2 separate regions of the Homo sapiens genome follow, and region 1 is linked to region 2. A link is an interaction called in ENCODE POLR2A ChIA-PET data of the cell type or tissue named here. Cell type or tissue: Panc1. All regions are shown on one strand. Each heading gives the region's core, and the rest is flanking DNA. Links, peaks and the distances in the headings are about the cores only.

Region 1 (8,327 bases), core at 49-8,048, 230 kb before region 2:
CACTCGCAGGTCCAGGTATGACCAGCTAACACTCCAGGTGCTGTCATCTGCTGGGCAGAGATGCAAAGATTCAGGCATCGGAATAAGTGTCCCTTGCAGGTGTTCAGACCACAAGTCACCTTTCACCTGTTGGTCACTGTCACATGAGTTGGGGCCACAAGCCTCTCTGAGTACCACTGTTAAACTTTCTAAAGTTGTGTTCGTAATGATACCGGAAGAGCAAGACAAAGGACCAACAGGAATGCAGTTTGGAACCAGGGTCAGTATCGCCTGCTTACCAGCATGGGGCCACACTGTCCCTGGTGAGGTTGTCCCTGTGCCCACCTAGATGGCTCAGAAACAGCAGGCACCCAGAGCACCAGGAACGCTGTGGGGGTGAGAGGGTGGGGGAATACACCAAGCGCTTCTCCACGTGGACGTGCCCCACAGCAGCTAGAGCCAGTCCCCAGTGCGTCACCGCATGGCCCTCGGCCAGTCACCCTTCCTCCAGGACTGCTTCCTCCACGGTACCGTGGGCATCCCACTGCTCCTCCATGCCCTTCCTGAGGAGGCCGTGAGGCTGGCACAAGGAGGTGGATTCACACGCGACTACTCTTTGGACTCATGGTCCTTAACACAGAAGGCTGAATGTGGCACTTACGGGTCCCCTCAGGAGCCCTTGACTGCCACATCCTGTTCCACCTGCTCCTCATGGGTGCTGGACAGGTACAGACCATCCCCCCATCTGCAGATGAGAAACAGGCTCTGAGCCACTTGCCCCGGGCGACACAGCCACCAGCACTGCACCAGGAATCACACTTGGGCCCACCTGGCCTGCAAGCCCCGCTTCTCCCACTGGCCACTCCCTGGGCACTGTCCCTGCCTCATGTGGAGGCCAGAGACCAACTCTCACCCAGAGAGCAATAAGAGAGGGAGGAAAGCAGCCCCAGTGAGCCATTGCAGTGAAATTAAGCAATGCCGTGCAAGGCGGTGCAGAGGGTGGGTAGGGCCTGAGGTGGGTCCATGGAGAGGTGGAAGGGGTCCAGGCAGCGGGGCTGGTGGGGGGTGCTCCAGCTGGCCATCTGAAGCGTGGTCTCCTCCACCAAGCTCCAAGGCCCCTGCCACTGATGACAACCTCCTGCAGCTCCCCCAGCCTGCAGACCTTTGTGGTTTGGCATTCAAAGCCCCTGACACCCACCTGAGTCCTCAATCTCACCCAGTGGGCAGATTAAAGATGCCAAAAATTTGAGACTCTCCCACACTGCCATCTCACACAACCTCACCCCCTCCCAGGGCCCTGGGCCACTTGGGAGGGCTTACCTGTAACCTGGGGGGGGGTCTTTCTCCCCACATCAAAGCCCCTGCCCAGCATCTGCAGCCAGGGGGACTCTCAATAAACATGTAAATGATTCCACAGACCCACTCAGTGCTGAAACAACAACCAAAGAATAAACATTAAATGAATGAGTCAGCGAGTAGGCAGCTCAGAGCATGGAGCCACGCAAGAGAGGCCAGGGAGGAAGGACCAAGCCCATTCACGGAGGGCTTTGAATACTGAATTCAGGCTGCATTTGGCAACAGGGAGCCATGGTGGGCTCTTGAGCAATGGACCCAGAGGATCAACATGGTGGCCCAGGCAAGATGGAAGGCACATGTCTAAACCGACATCAGGGAGGCCCTGAGGAGGTGAGGGAGCAACCTAGGCTGGGGTGTGGCTGGCCCATGTGAAAGTCCGAGATGTTCAAGAGCGACTGTGACGTTATGTGGCTCAGCTTGTCACACGCAAGTCCTGCTGTGTTATCGACATTAATATTCTAATTGCCAGACAGCCGTAAAACCCAAGGCCAGCACATGCTCAGTGGCCAGAGGCTTCCCAAACAGGCAGAGCAGGAAGAAAAGCCCCCAGAGAGGAGAGGCTCCGGACACCCCCCGACACGAGGCCGACAAATCAGCAGCCTGGAACCAGGCGTCCAGGGCAGTGGGGGATTAAGCCAAATTCTCCTGCTGAAATCACTTAATCAGGAGCCTACAGAACATGTGGGGGCTCGGCTGCAGATGAAGGAATAAGTCATCTGAAAACAGAAATAAATTATTCATTCCCTGCAAATGAGCAGCCTCTGGGTTCCCACAGCAGCCGTCGCGCCACAAACATCCAAAAGGCTCGGCAAATCCTATTAGTGACACCACGCGGCCAAGCAGACACCGGATTCTGCCATCGTCCATGCAGACAGCTTGCCGTGATCTCCTCTACAGCTTCTCATTCTGCATCCGCAAGTGAAATCAGCCCAGCACATTGGATGAAAAAATCACAGCCCAGCCCGGCCTCCGAGAGAAGCAGCAAGTGTCTGCACCCAAGGAACTTGGATCACCAAGCCTCCCTGCCAGGGAAGCAAGCCTGGAGCAGGTGCTTGCTAGAATGCAGATTCCTGGGCCCTGTCCCACACAACCTCCAGGGGTTCAGCCCTGCATTCCCGACAAGTGACCGGGAGCTGAAGCCACCAGTAGGAAGCACTGGGGTCCTGGAGTCCCCCAGGGACGTAAGCTCGGCAGGCCAGCCTCACGCCACTGGGCAGCCTTAGGTCAGATTCTCAGCCTCTCCAGGCCCAGGGGCTGGGAGGGGCTGATGGGAAGATGGCAAGGACCACCGCACAGCTGCTCACTCACATGCGCACTCAGTGGAGGCCACTCATGGTGGGGTCTTCCTGTCACCTCTATCTTTTTTTTTTTTTTTGAGACGGAGTCTTGCTCTATCGCCAGGCTGGCTCACTGCAACCTTCACCTCCCGGGTTCAAGTGATTCTCCTGCCTCAACCTCCCAAGTAGCTGGGATTACAGGCGTGTGCCACCATGCCCAGCTAATTTTTGTATTTTTAGTAGAGACGGGGTTTCACCATGTTGGCCAGGATGGTCTCCATCTCTTGACCTTGTGATCCACCCACCTCGGCCTCCCAAAGCGTTGGGATTACAGGCATGAGCCACCGCACCCAGCCTGTCGCCTCTATCTTTATTTTCACATCTTTGATTTCAGTCTGCTCAGCTCACTTCACAATCAGAAAGAGAAGTCTTGAGGCTTTCTTTAAAAGTGCCAGCCCCGGCTGCCACTGCACTGTTTACTCTGCCTAGAACACTCCCTAACTCCCCAGTGAACTGCTCTTCCTTCAGACCCCAGCTCAGGGTCCCTCCCTAGGGAAGCCCCTGAAACTCCCAGCTGCTGGCTTTCATAGCACTGAGCACCTCCCCTTCATCCACTCTGCCACCGAGATTCCACTTTTCTGGGATTTGCAGATTAGCATCTGTAGCCCCATGGGGGAGGGGGCCTTGCCCCAGTGCCCAGCACAGCACCGTGCACCAAGCAAGCATGGCAGTTTGTGGAGGGCAGTAGTGAGTGTGAGCGAGGGGACACCACAGATGGTAACCTGGGCTCTCCTCTCTCCCCAGGGTGGGTGCCCAAAACCCTTCCCTCCAGACATCCCACGGGGATGTGTGGAGGGTGTTCTCTCCCTCCACCCCTCTCCTCCCACAAGGGGTATTTTGCAAGAACACCACTGGCAGCCCCATCCACTCCTAGTGAGGGGAAGCAGCTCATCTGATGTGACTGAAGAAAGAAATGACCTTCCTGCCGGGCCGCCACCTCCCTCACCTTGTCCCCACCCTGAGGGAGGAGGTCTGGGGTTGTTCTTTTGTCTGCCTAGGATTGGGAAGTTTATTTTAAAGGGTGGGGCAAGTATTAGGATGCTGATTCTTGCCATGGAGCCAGCTTACCAATCCAGAGCCACCAGCAAAAGGTGTGTGTGTGTGTGGGTGTGTGTGTGTACGCGATGTATATGCATGTGTAATTATATGTACACACATATAATTTAGTGACTTCAACCTGAGTGATTTTCCCGGGTACATTTGGCAATGTCTGGAGATATTTTTGGTTATTACAACTGGGGAGTTGAGGGGACATGCCTACCAGCATCTTATGGGTAGGGCCAAGGATACTGCTCAATACCCCACAATGCACAGGACAGCCCCCCCTTCCCCGCACACACCAAAGAATTATGCTTCTCCAAATGGCAACAGTGCTGAGGTGAGGAGACTCGACAAATATATTCCCCTACTGGTCACCTCTTAGATTTACCTTTTTTTTCTTTTCTTTTCTTTTTTTTTTGAGAAAGGGTCTCACTCAGGGCTGGGTGGCTCACACTTGTAATCCCAGCACTTTGGCAGGCTGAAGTGGGCAGATCACTTGAGGCCAGGAGTTTGAGACCAGCCTGGCCAACATAGTGAAACCCAGTCTCTACTAAAAATACAAAAATTAGCTGGGTGTGGTGGCAGGTGCCTGTAATCGCAGCTACTTGGCAGGCTGAGGCAAAAGAATTGCTTAAACTTGGGAGGTGGAGGTTGCAGTGAGCCGAGATCGTGCCACTGCACTCCAGCCTGGGCAACAGAGCAAGATGCGGTCTGAAAAAAAAGGGGGGTGGGTCTCACTCTGTCACCCAGGCTGGAGCACAGTGGCGCGATCTTGGCTCACTGCAGCCTCAACCTCTTGGGCTCAAGTGATCCTCCTACCTCAGCCTCCTGAGTAGCTGGGACCACAGGCACATGACACCACGCCAGGCTAGTTTTGTTTACTTTTGTAGAGAGGAGGTCTTACTATGTTGCCCAGGCTGGTCAGGACTCCTGGGCTCAAGCAGTCCTCCTGCCTCAGCTTCCCAAAGTGCTGGGATGACAGGCATGAGCCGCCGCGCCCAGCCAGATTCACCTTTTGACTAGTTGCAGACTCTAATGGTAAGGGGTTGCAGATTAAACCACGCCTCATTCCCAGAGGAGGAGTCAAAGGTGCTGCAGGGTGTCCCGCACACCACTGCCCTGGAGAGTGGTGCACAAGCGAGCCGCCACTCCCCTCCTGTTCTTAAACAGGAAGGAGCTCGAGGAAACGCAGCTTCAAGTGCTCAGGAAAAGGGCTGAGTGCCCTGTGGTGTGGCTGGGCAGAAACAGGAAGGTGTGCAGCCTTCACGGCTGGTTTGCTGTGGAGAGCACACTCCCACACTCAGCAGCTGCAGCCGGGCACAGGAGGTCTTCACTGGGTCCCACACGGGAGCAGGGAGGGGGTGGTGCATGCGGCTTCTCATCCAGAACCTCATAGAGCTGTTTGGTTCCTGCCTCTACTCTAGCTGACTTGCTTGGGATGCGTGGCCCTCCACGCAGTGCTTTGCATGTGGTCATTTCCCTTTTTTTTTTTTTTTTTTTTAATTAATGAACTTTATTTTTTAGAGCTGTTTAGTTCACAGCAAAATCGCGTGGAAAGCACAGAGTTCTCTACATACCTCCTGCCCTCCCTACTACCAGGGTGGCTGTTTGTTACAACGGATGAACCCGCCTTGTCTCTTCACACGTCATTATCACCCAAGTCCGTAGGTTACATTAGGACTCACTGCTGGTGCTGTATATTCTATGGGTTTTGACAACTGTGCAATGACATGGCTCCCCCACTACAGTATCACACAGAGCAGTTTCACTGCCTTAAAAATGCCCTGTGCTCTGCCTGCTCATCCCTCCCTCCCTCCTAACCCGTAGGAACCACTGATCTGTTTATTATCTCCATCGCTTTGCCTTTCCTAGGATATCATAGAGTTGCAATCCTCCATAGGCATAGCCTTTTCAGATTGGCTTCTCTCACCTACTCATATGCAGATGAGTTCCCCCATGTCTTTTCATGGCTTGCTAGCTCATTTCTTCTTAGTGCTGTGGAATAATATTCCATTGTCTGGATGCACCACAGCTAATTTATCCATTCACCTGCTGAAGGACACCTTCGCTGCCTCCAAGTTCCAGCTGTTATGAATAATCGTGAATAAAGTCGCTATGAACACCCATGTGCAGGTTTTTGTGTGGACATAAGTTTTTTTAACTCCTCTGGGTAAATATCAAGGAGCATGATTGTTGGATCACAGGGTAAAAGTGTGTTTAGCTTTCTAAGGATTTGTCAAACTGTCTTCCAAGGTGGCTGTACTGTTTTGCGTTCCCACCAGCAGTGAGTGAGGCTTCCTGTGGCTTCACATCCTCCCTCGCATTTGGTGCTGAGTGTCCTGGATTTGGGCCATTCTCATCGGTGTTTGCTTTGATTTACAATTCCCTGACAGCCATTTGTTTTTAAGCCACATTACTTTAAGATCACACAGGACCAATCTTTACTGTGAACCAAAGTCTCAAAATTGCCATCAGGGATCCCAAATGACATGATGCTCTGGCGGCGCAGAGCACCTGGGCAGGAGGTGATATAAAGGGAGGATACCCCAAGTTGCCCAGAAGACAGGCTGACAAACATTGTCCCTGTAGTCCTGCCTGATGTGACAACGCCCTGTCTACACTGGAACACGAACATCTCCACGCAGTGCGCATTACAGTCCAGAAGGAGCGTCGCATCCACTTTGTCACTTAATGCCTGGAAACCCAGACCTGAGGTGGGAGGAAACTTGCTGGAGCCACACAGCGGGAAGGGAGAGTCAAGGTCCCTGTGCAGAGCTTTGGCTGGGGCTCAGCAGAGCCACGTCTCTGTTGTTCAAAGCACAACGTAACATCCTTGTGGAATCTTTAAGGAGCTTAGATGCCTCCTTGCTTAGACTAAGGGCCTATCTGGTATTTCACAGATACATGCATCTCCTGGGTGGTGCCCACCTCAGGGGCACCTGCACACCTCAGACCGGGCCATCAGGCATCCTGGGGCCCCACTCTGCTCACCAGCCCCCATGAGAACTCCGGGGCTGCCTCTGTCCTGCACAAGCACTGATCCAGAGGTCCCAGGCCATCAAGATCCCCAGCGGTTCCCACACTTGAACTTTCTTATCAGGGTGGTGGGCTGGTCTTCAAGCTGGAATAGAAGTCTCATTTAGGCACTCTTTCGCTTATTCAAAACATTCTTAATTGGACTCCTACTATGTGCCAGTCACCATCCTAAGATGCAGCAGAGAACAAGAATGATTCCTGTTTTCAAGGAACCCGCAGTGTGATAAGTGCCCAGGAGATTTTGCGGCCAATGATATGTGCCATAGGTGAGTGAGTGCAGGATGCCAGGGGAGTCCGCAGAAGGGCCTCCAGCCCCACCTGGAATCTGGGAAGGCTTCCCAGAGGAGGTGACATCTAAACAGAGACTTGAAGAGTGAATAATAGTCATGCAGAGAGAAAGAGAAAATGGGGAGGGGTGGGTTGTAGGGAGCAACCCTGCTAGGGACTTTACAAGAAGCTACACCCAGACAGAAGTAGCTCAGCCCTGCAGGAAGGTGGCCCTCTGTGGACACACCATGGAGGCCAGTGGGTGATGGCAGTCAGCACCCCCAGCTTTCTAGGCCTGAATGGATCACAGCTGGGGAGGCCTTTGGCCCAGAGCCAGAAGGCTTGTCCCAGCAGACTGGTCTGGCTGGAAAAATCCCAATTCAACAACACAAGCAGCGCACACCCACCCACACCCCTGCCCCAGCAGACCCTACATAAATAGTCCCCAGATCTCGTGGGCCCTGGTGTGCCCACTAAGATGGGGGCTGAGCCCAGGGGACATACATGTGGCTTATTTGCCAACCTGCCCACACACTTCCTCACTACCCCAGAGCACAGAAGCTGCTGTCTCCAGACCAAGCAAACCTTGCACACTTCTGACTGAGAGCTGCATTTGTTTTTCTTAATTGCGAATCTACTGTGGCCAAGGGAAAAGCCGCCCAACAATTGCACAACACACTCAGTCTGCAGCTCTGAGACGCAGGTACTCGTGCAATTAAATCTGTGCAGAGCTTTTCTGAAGTGGTTCTAATTCCTGCCTGGACCTCCAGATGGACTCAGGTCAGGAATCCACCTTCCCTAACAAGAGGGCATGCCTGACTTGGGGGAGCTTTGTCCAAAGTATTCATGGTTGGGCCACATCTGATTCCAGTTGAGGGGGGCTGCAGTATAGCCAGCATGGACAGACTAAGAAAGAGCCACTGGTTCTGAGTGTGCGCTCAAGCCTCTTCAATGCTATTGTCTCCCAAACCTATACTCTCATGAATGGACGACTCTATACTTAAACCAGAGTGCAAAGCCTGCCTTTAACCCTGTGAAATTTTATCTTATTTTCAGCTCATCTTTTCAAGCGACCAGAGCCTCTGGAATTTAATAGCATTCCAGTTTTGCACCCTTAGCCAATCTGATGTACATACCAGGGCTGATAAAGCAGATGGGGGAACTGCTGGCATGGTTAAGGCAAAGCCTATTGAGAGACATCCAGTGGTCATGGTCATCCCATCACTCAAGGCCTTGGAGGCCGGGCCATCGGACCATCTGCGCAGCTATCTAACTGTACCACTGCTCAGCTCCCATTGCAGAAGGGTCAGC
Region 2 (8,327 bases), core at 98-8,097:
TCAAGACCAGCCTGGGCAACACGAGGAAACCCTGTCTCTACCAAAAATGCAAACATTTAGTCAGGCATGGTGGTGCATGTCTGTGGTCCCAGCTACTTGGGAGGCTGAGGTGGGAGGATTGCTTGAGTCTGGGAGGTTGCAGTGAGCTGAGATCACGCACACTCCAGCCTGGGCCACAGAGCGAGACCCTGTGTCAAAAAACAAAACAAAAAAAGAACTACCAGCCTGGGACAGGGTGGAGCTCAGTGCTGTGTAGCTCAGACCACGCTTTCTGCAGCCCCAAAGAGGGAGGCTCGGAAGGACGGAGCGACCAGCTAGGAAACAATTCCACAGAGAGGCAGGGCTGGGGGTCTCAGGGCCAGGCCAGCTTCAGAAAGCCTGGTGGGAGCACTGCAGGGGCGCAGGCAACAGGGCAGACAGAGGTGGCCAGGAAGGTCCTGGCTTCCCAAGAAAGCAGCCAGCTCACCTGGCGGGGGCAGGGCTCCAGGAAAGACTGAAAATACAGTGGGCTGCATGGTGCAGTGTCCTGACGTCCAGGGGTTTGGCCTGAGATGTGGGCGGAGCAGGCAGGGAAGCCATCAGATGCCCTGAGACTGGTCTGGCAGGCGGGGGTGGTCTGCACGGGTGGTCCTGGGGCAGAGGCAGAGGGGAGAGGGGACCCAAACCTCTATGGTGAATATGGGAAGGAAGGAGAGGAGCTGGGCATGAGGGAACCGCCTTAAATCCAAGCAGCCTCTAGGGAGGAGCCCCTGCCCATGCCAGCCTCCTCTCCCTGGTCTGCATGGCTCCCCTTGCTGGGTTCCACACAGTAGGCACCTTCGGTCGATTTGCTCAAAGCTGCAGGGCCCGATGGGCAAGCCCGAGGTGAAGCTCTTGGGTTTCCTGGAGTCTCCACTCAGCACCACTCCGTGCAGGCAGCAGGGACCCTGGGATTAACCAGACTTTGGCACCGCTCCCCAGGGGCCCACATCTTGTCAGGGAGTGAGATGCTGTCAGCTCAGAAGGCATTTGGATTTGATACAAAATGCTGGGGAGCAGTGAAATGAAAAGCTAGCACAGGACAATCAGGAAGGCTTCCTGGAAAGGGGTGCAGCTCAGGTGAAACCCGAACTATGTGCAAGGCGTAGGGGAGGGTATCTAGGCTGAGCCCAGCATGAGCAGAAGACGGCAGCCCATAAGAGCAGGAACCCCCTGGTTTGCCTGGGATGTAGGCGCACACAGGAAATCACACAAGAGCAGGGAAGAAACTCATCACAGAGGGCCTGGAGGGGCAGGGAGAGGGGGCTGGACTTTCCCCCGAGGGCCCTGGGGATGCACTAAGCACAAAGGGTAAGAGCAGAGCTGTGTCCTCAAGGAGAGCCGGGCCTCCTGGGCGCTTCCCACCTCCAGCCACCTCCCTCACCAGCAGAAAGCACAATCGTGAGGCTACAGAGAAACTGGGGGGCAGGCTCCCAGGGCTCCTTCAAGCCAGCGTTTCTGAAACGCTGGGCTCTTCTCCCTGGAGAGGCTTCTGGGAAACAAAGATCTGAGTGTTGGGGAAAAGCTCCAGTCTCCATCTCTGTGTGTGTGAACACACAATACAGCGGCCAATAAAGGCTCTGAGCAGCCCTGCAGGAAGGAAGCCTCTTTAACCGTTTCAACCCAGTGACGCCTAAACCTCAGTCATCCTGGAGTCTTTCTTTTCTTGCTGCACCATTAAAATCCTGTTTGAAAAACACCGCTCAGAGCTCCACCTTCTGTGAGGGCCTCGTGGAAAGACCCTGTGTCTGATCTGGGCCCAGGGGTCAAATTCAGTGCATGGAACTGAGTCGGAGGAGAGACCCGCCTAGGCCAGACCTCAGTCTCCTGAGAATTAGATACAGGAGTGGACACTATGCAAAGGCTGGCAGCCAAAAGACAGGTCTCTGGAAGAACCAAAGACTCAGCGACATTCCCAGGCTGAGGGCGAGAACCAGTCAGGGGAAAATGCTGGTGTCACCTCCTCGGATCCCTCTGGGGCTTTGCTCATCGTCTGGGTACCTGGGGCACCTGGTAGCCACTGTTTACAGCTCTTCAACTACTCAAGCCTTTGGGCTAAGGGTGTCTCCACCCACAAGGGAGTGGTCTTATCTCATTTAGGGATACAGCCCCTTTGAAAATGTCACCCACCCCCACCTTACCTCTCAGTACCAGAGGTGAACAAAAATTAGGGCCAATTTGGTCCCCATTGGAAACTGACTTCCACCTCTTGACAAGAGAGTGTGATATAAATGACTCATTTATGGAAGAAGACGTCCAAAGGACCGATGATCTGGGCCAGCCCCGCGGCACTGTTCTCACTACTACTTGGTTCTCCAAGGTGAAGGTCTGGGGACGAGCTCTCCTAGGCCTGCCCAGGTTGGGTCAGGTCAGTGTCAGCTTCTGCCTGGTCATAGCTGACCAGCTGACCAACCCCGAGCTCCCGGGAGAGAAGGCCACTCCTCGGAAGCACCCAGCTGTTCCCCAGCTGGGGCAGCCAGGCCTTCCTCAGAGCACGGCCCCGGCCCCCATGCCAGTCTCCCGCTTGGCTGCTTATTATTGAAATTCAAATAAGCATAATAAGTTTGAGGGCCCCTATTACTCCAGACACAGAAAATGAAATTAGTGAGCACAGACACTGCAATTGTATTCCAACCTCATCCTTTGGGTAAGGAAGGTGAGGGGAGGAAGAGCATCGGAGCCAGGGCTGCTTCATCCAACAGAGCTGCTTCATCACAGCCCGGAGTTAGGGCAGGCAGCAGAGGTGGCTCAGGGACCCCTCACCCTCTGTACTGAGTGCCTCAGATGGAAAGACATGGCCAAGACCCCTTTGCTCACCTAATCTCCCAGAGGCAGGCAGCATGGGGTGGCAGGAGTTGTGCAGGGGGATGATGGAAGGCTGTAGGTTCAAATCCTGGCCAGGCCACTTACAGGCTACATGAGCACAAGCCAGAATAATGATGCGCAGGAAGTTCGCGAGCGCTTTCCTGTGCCAGAACTGCTGACCGCTTTGTATCACCCCCTCACCCACTCAACAATCTGCGGAGCTCTACTGACACCCATTTCGTACATGGGAAAATGGAGAGCTCAGAAGAGTTAAATGACCTGGATTCTCTGAGCCTTGTTATTTTTTTCATCCGTAAAATCAAGGTAGCCATCCCATCTCAAAGGGTTGTGGCAAGGATTACATATGGCAGCATTTATGAAGATGACCAGAGGTGTTTGACACAGGTGAGTACCCAATAATGCTCTTCCCAGAAATGCATTCATTTAGTCACTTACCCCTCCTCTCATTCATTCCTTTATTCCTTCATTTATTCATGAACTCATTTATTTAAAATAAATAGGCCAGCTGTGATGCCCGAGGTTCCAACATTAGGCATTCTACTAGGTTACGCCATGGAAGGTTCTCACTAAAATACGTCACCTGCCCCTTTACAAGTTCAGTTCCTATGGGCAGGGTTGGTTTGCAGAGCAAGGAGCAAAACTGAGCCATTAGTTGCCTCTAATAGAGTTATTCATAATTTTAAAAATGAAATGCACAAATGCCAATCAGGGGTAGAATGAACAAACTGTAGTATAGTCAAACAATGGAATACTCTCTACAGCAACAAAAAAGATTACAGCTACCTGCAACACAGTCTCACAAGCATAATGTTGAGTCAAGCCAAAAAAGGGCACCAAAAAGTGTACCATCCTTGATCCTGTCTGCATAAAGTACCACACCGAGCAGCGGCCATCTCTGGGGATGGAAGTGGAGATGGAGGCGCCTTAGTGTGGTCAGGACTGGGAGGAGCCAAGAGGGGTTTCCTGGGTGCTAATGATGTTCTCTTTCTCCATCTGGAGGCTGACTTCACAAGTGCATACACTTTGAGAAAAGGCATCGAGCTGTGCTCTTATGATGTGTGCATTTTTCTGTAGTGTAATAATTTAGTTTAAAAAAATGTCTATTAGGGCCAGTTGCAGTGGCTGACTCCTGTAATCCCAGCACTTTGAGAAGCAGAGGCAGGCAGATCACCTGAGGTCAGGAGTTCAAGACCAGTCTGGCCAACATGGTGAAACCCCGTCTCTACTAAAAATACAAAAAATTAGCCGGGCGCGGTGGCGGGCGCCTGTAGTCCCAGCTACTCGGGAGGCCGAGGCAGGAGAATGGCGTGAACCTGGGAAGCGGAGCTTGCAGTGAGCCGAGATTGCGCCACTGCAGTCCGCAGTCCGGCCTGGGCGACAGAGCGAGACTCCATCTCAAAAAAAAAAAAAAAAAAAAAAAGAAATGGGCTGAGCTCAGAAACTCCCTTCCTCCAACACACTACCATTGATTCCAGCATCTGAAACGTTCCTCTGGCTGGGCACTGTGGCTGAAGCCTATAATCCCATCACTTTGGGAGCCCAAGGGGAGGCAGAAGGATCACTCGAGCCTGGTTGTTCAAGACCAGCCTGGCAGCATAGCGAAACCCTGTCTCTACCAAAAAATACAAAAAGTAGCCGGGTGTGGTGGCGTGGGCCTGTAATCCCAGCTACTCAGGAGGCTGAGGTAGGAGGATGGCTTGAGCCCAGGAGGCGGAAGTTACAGGGAGCTGAGGTTGCACCACTGCACTCCAGCCTAGGTGACAGAGACCCTGTCCCAATCAATCAGTCAATCAATCAAGCAGTCCCTCACACATTGTCAAAGCTCAATAAGTAGGGAATGAAAGAATAATGAACATGGCCTAGCTTTTGCACCTCTGTTCTCTCTTTCTGTGAGAACTTTCCCAGGAGGCAAGAACCCTGGTGTGCTGTTCCCAGCTCCCCAGACGACTGGAGACACAGCTGGACCCCCAGAGAGGACCCCACTGCCCAGGACTGCCCCTTCCCCTGCTCACAGCATTCAGTGAGTGCCCTGATAGGTCTTACAGGCCTGGGAGCTGTTTCTTCTTTAAGACTGTACATATCTCTGATCCATTATAGCAAGCTTGTCCAACCCGTAGCCCAGAACGGCTTTGAATGTGGCCCAACACAAATTTATAAACTTTCTTAAAACATTATGAGTTTGTGATTTTTAATTGTTTTTAGCTCATCAGCTATCGTTAGTGTTAGTGTATTTTATGTGTGACACAAGCCAATTCTCCTTCCAATGTGGCCAAGGGAAGCCAAAAGATTGGACACCCCTGCCTTACAGGCTAACTGAAAAGTGAGCTCTGAGAGCAGTTAGAGCTCCAAGGTCTAGAGGGGCTTACTGGGGTGCCAGCAGGGTTCTTCCTGTAGACTCAGGCAGACTCAGGCCAGAGAAACCCAGTCCTCAGGAGAGCAGTGTGGGCTGGCGGGCTCTGGAGTCAGACATCCCGCTCTGGAAGATGACCTGAGTGGCTCTGCCTGCGGTGCACAAGCTCCTTGGGCTGTAGCCTCCTTATCCTCAACAGAGAGCCCATGTCATTGTGCGAACTTTCACCTCGCTAGGGGCACAGTGGAGCCAGGTAACCCTGACTCAGCGCTGCTTCCCAGGGAGGGGACGCAGCTCTGGGCGAACTCTTTGCCACTGTTCTGGAGGAAATCCAGCTGGAGAGCACTGGAAGTGGAGGGCCAGTGTCTCCCAGGTCAGGCCCAGTGGCTCATGGGTCTGCAGCTGCTGATGATCAAATGAAGATCAGAGGCGTTTAGGCAGAAAGGAGGCATTCTGGACTGGAACAGAAGAGGGGGAGGAATCAGAGGGTGGAGGAGAGCCCGGGAACCCCTCAGTAATGGGGAGTGGGAGACCAGATACCCACCCCACCCCTCATTTCATAGTAACGAAACCAGGGCCTGGCAGTGCGGCCTGAGCTGGGGACACACCAAGCTCAGTCTAATTCCAGGCCCACATCCCCTCCACTCCTCCCTCCGGGCTGCCCCCTGGCTCACCGGCTGGATGGATGAATGAGCAAGGTACCTTCTGTCCACAGCAAAAGGGCATAGAGAGAAAACCCAGAGGAGGGAGCCTCATGTAGCCAGGTGGAAATTAACAATAATACTCAGATGTACAAAATACTTATTTATTTCTCTGCAATTTATCTAACCATTTTCACAAGACTCCATGAATGTAAACTTGCTAATTAAAGAAACCCCATTAGGCCCTGAATCAAGACTAGTGTTTTGCTGTAGCTGTTGGTTTCAAACAGGATCCGAGAGTGATGTCTTCCTTGTGGTCTGTTCACTGCTCAGTATCCCAGTGTCAGTGGCCAATTCAGTTGGAAGCAACATGGTCTTGAATATAAAGCCACTGTTTTTTTTTTTACAGAGCAATTTAACTATGTTAGGCTTAAGAATCAGGAACTTACAGCCCGGGCACAGTGGCTCATGCCTGTAATCCCAGCACTTTGGGAGGCCGAGGCAGGCGGATCACCTGAGGTCGGGAGTTCAAGACCAGCCTGGCCAACATGGAGAAACCACGTCTCTACTAAAAATACAAAATTAGCCAGGCATGGTGGCGCATGCCTGTAATCCCAGCTACTTGGGAAGGCTGAGGCAGGAGAATCACTTGAACCCGGGAGGCAGAGGTTGCAGTGAGCCGAGATCGCGCCACTGCACTCCAGCCTGGGCAACAAGAGTGAAACACAGTCTCAAAAAAAAAAAAAAAAAAAAAGAATCAGGACTTACTCTGTGGAGACAGGGACTTAACCAAAATAATATTTATTAGCCACTCAGCGGAACTTGGTCCTCCTCCTTTCTTCCCACCTCCTCCCTTTCCCCCTCAAGATCACTTGCTTGCTTTGTGACTGTTAGGATATTGACCATGCAACCTCATACTGCCTGATAATTTTTTTTTTTTTTTTTTGAGATGGAGTCTCGCTCTGTCACCCAGGCTGGAGTGCAATGATGCCATCTTGACTCACTGCAACCTCTGTGCGCCCACCCCCCACCCAACCACCCACCAGGTTCAAGCAATTCTCCTGCCTCAGCCTCCCAAGTAGCTGGGACTACAGGTGTGTGCCACCACACCCAGCTAATTTTTGTATTTATTTTAGTAGAGGCGAGGTCTCGCTATGTTGGCCAGGCTGGTCTAGAACCCCTGACCTCAAGCGATCTGCCCGCCTAGGCCTCCCAAAGTGCTGGGATTACAGGCGTGAGCCACCACGCCCAGCCTGCCTGGCAATATTTAATTTTAATTCACATTTATGCTGATGGTCCATACTTCAGTTCATCACTGGGGAACTTAGGTGTTGACTACAGCTAACTAACCCCAGAGGGAATATGCTTTTTTAAAAATACTCTTTAATTGTGGTAAAACATAGGTAACCCAATGTACCATTTTAATCATTTTTAACTGTGCCATTCAATGGTATTATGAATATTCACAATCTTGTGCAACCATCAACAATTTCTTTTCCAGAACTTTTCCATCAGCCCAAACAGAAACTCTACCTGTTCAACAGCACCTCTCCCTTCTCCCCTCCCCAGTCCCTGCTATTCTACTGTCCTATTTTCCATCTCTATAAATTTTCCTGGGAATTTGCTTTTTTAAGCCACTATACTGGTCTGTGTTTTATACTTGGCAGCAAGAAAAAGTTCTCAGTGCTTTTGGGTCTTGTCTTATTTGTTGGACATTCTGGTAAAATCATTTTTGGATTAAAGGTAGGCAAGGGGTGAGGGAGGGAGCAGAGAATCGCTGTGAGGCTTGCTGAGAACTATGCCAATCTTAGCTTACTGTTTCCCTTGGTATTGCTGATGGCTTTTCCTCTTTTTTTCCTAGAGAAGAAAAAAACAGAAACCTCGGCCTATATGGGGCCTTGTATAATAGCTTGACACAGCAGAGGAGCTGGTGGGTCCTCTCTCTCCTCCCAGAAACCGGCTCAAAGAGAACAGAAAAATAAACCCCAATCTCCAACCTCATACCATACACAAAAATTAACTAACAAGGCAGCAGAGACCTAAATGTAAAAACTATGAAGTACCTAGAAGAAAACATCTTTGTATCGCAGAGTCAAAAAAGATCTTTTTTTGGAGACAGGGCCTCACTCTGTCACCCAGGCTGGAGTGCAGTGGCATGATCTTGGCTCACTGCAACCTCCGCCTCCTAGATTCAAGTGATTCTCCTTCCTCAGCCTCCCGAGTAGCTGGGACTACAGGTGCGCGCCAGCACACACTCAGCTGATTTTTGTATTTTTGGTAGAGACAGGATTTCACAATGTTGGCTAGGCTGGTCTCAAACTCCTGACCTCAAGTGATTCACCTACTTTGGCCTCCCAAAGTGCTGGGATTACAGGCATGAGCCACCACACCCGGCCCTTTGATCCCTTCATTCATCAACACCTAGGTTGTTTCCATATCGTGGCTAATGTGAATAATGCTGCAATTAACACAGGAGTGCAGCTATCTTTACA

The links. ChIA-PET counts read pairs that join two places held together with the same protein. Peaks named below come from ENCODE experiments on the same cell type or tissue, not always from the same donor. Only the 100,000 strongest peaks of a DNase experiment are listed, where the experiment ranks them.
Region 1: POLR2A ChIA-PET joins it to region 2 with 11 read pairs; 6 of 35 experiments call an interaction of 5 or more read pairs at or near these places.

What each region holds. Positions count from the first base shown.
Region 1 is chr2:10,379,481-10,387,807 of GRCh38, reverse strand. The region is part of intron 1 of HPCAL1 (hippocalcin like 1); the gene reads right to left. Among named protein-coding and RNA genes, the nearest start is that of SNORA80B, 63 kb to the left of the region's middle. RefSeq lists enhancers at 4,206-4,859, 4,860-5,515. In Panc1, for the core only: no CTCF peak of the experiment used is centred there; a DNase peak (open chromatin) is centred at 1,557; H3K4me3 peaks cover 1,104 bases; H3K27ac peaks cover 7,692 bases.
Region 2 is chr2:10,152,954-10,161,280 of GRCh38, reverse strand. LOC124906144 (small nucleolar RNA SNORA2/SNORA34 family) reads left to right here and starts at 6,075; the gene lies at 6,075-6,209. It also overlaps a transcript of RRM2 not described here. In Panc1, for the core only: no CTCF peak of the experiment used is centred there; no DNase peak of the experiment used is centred there.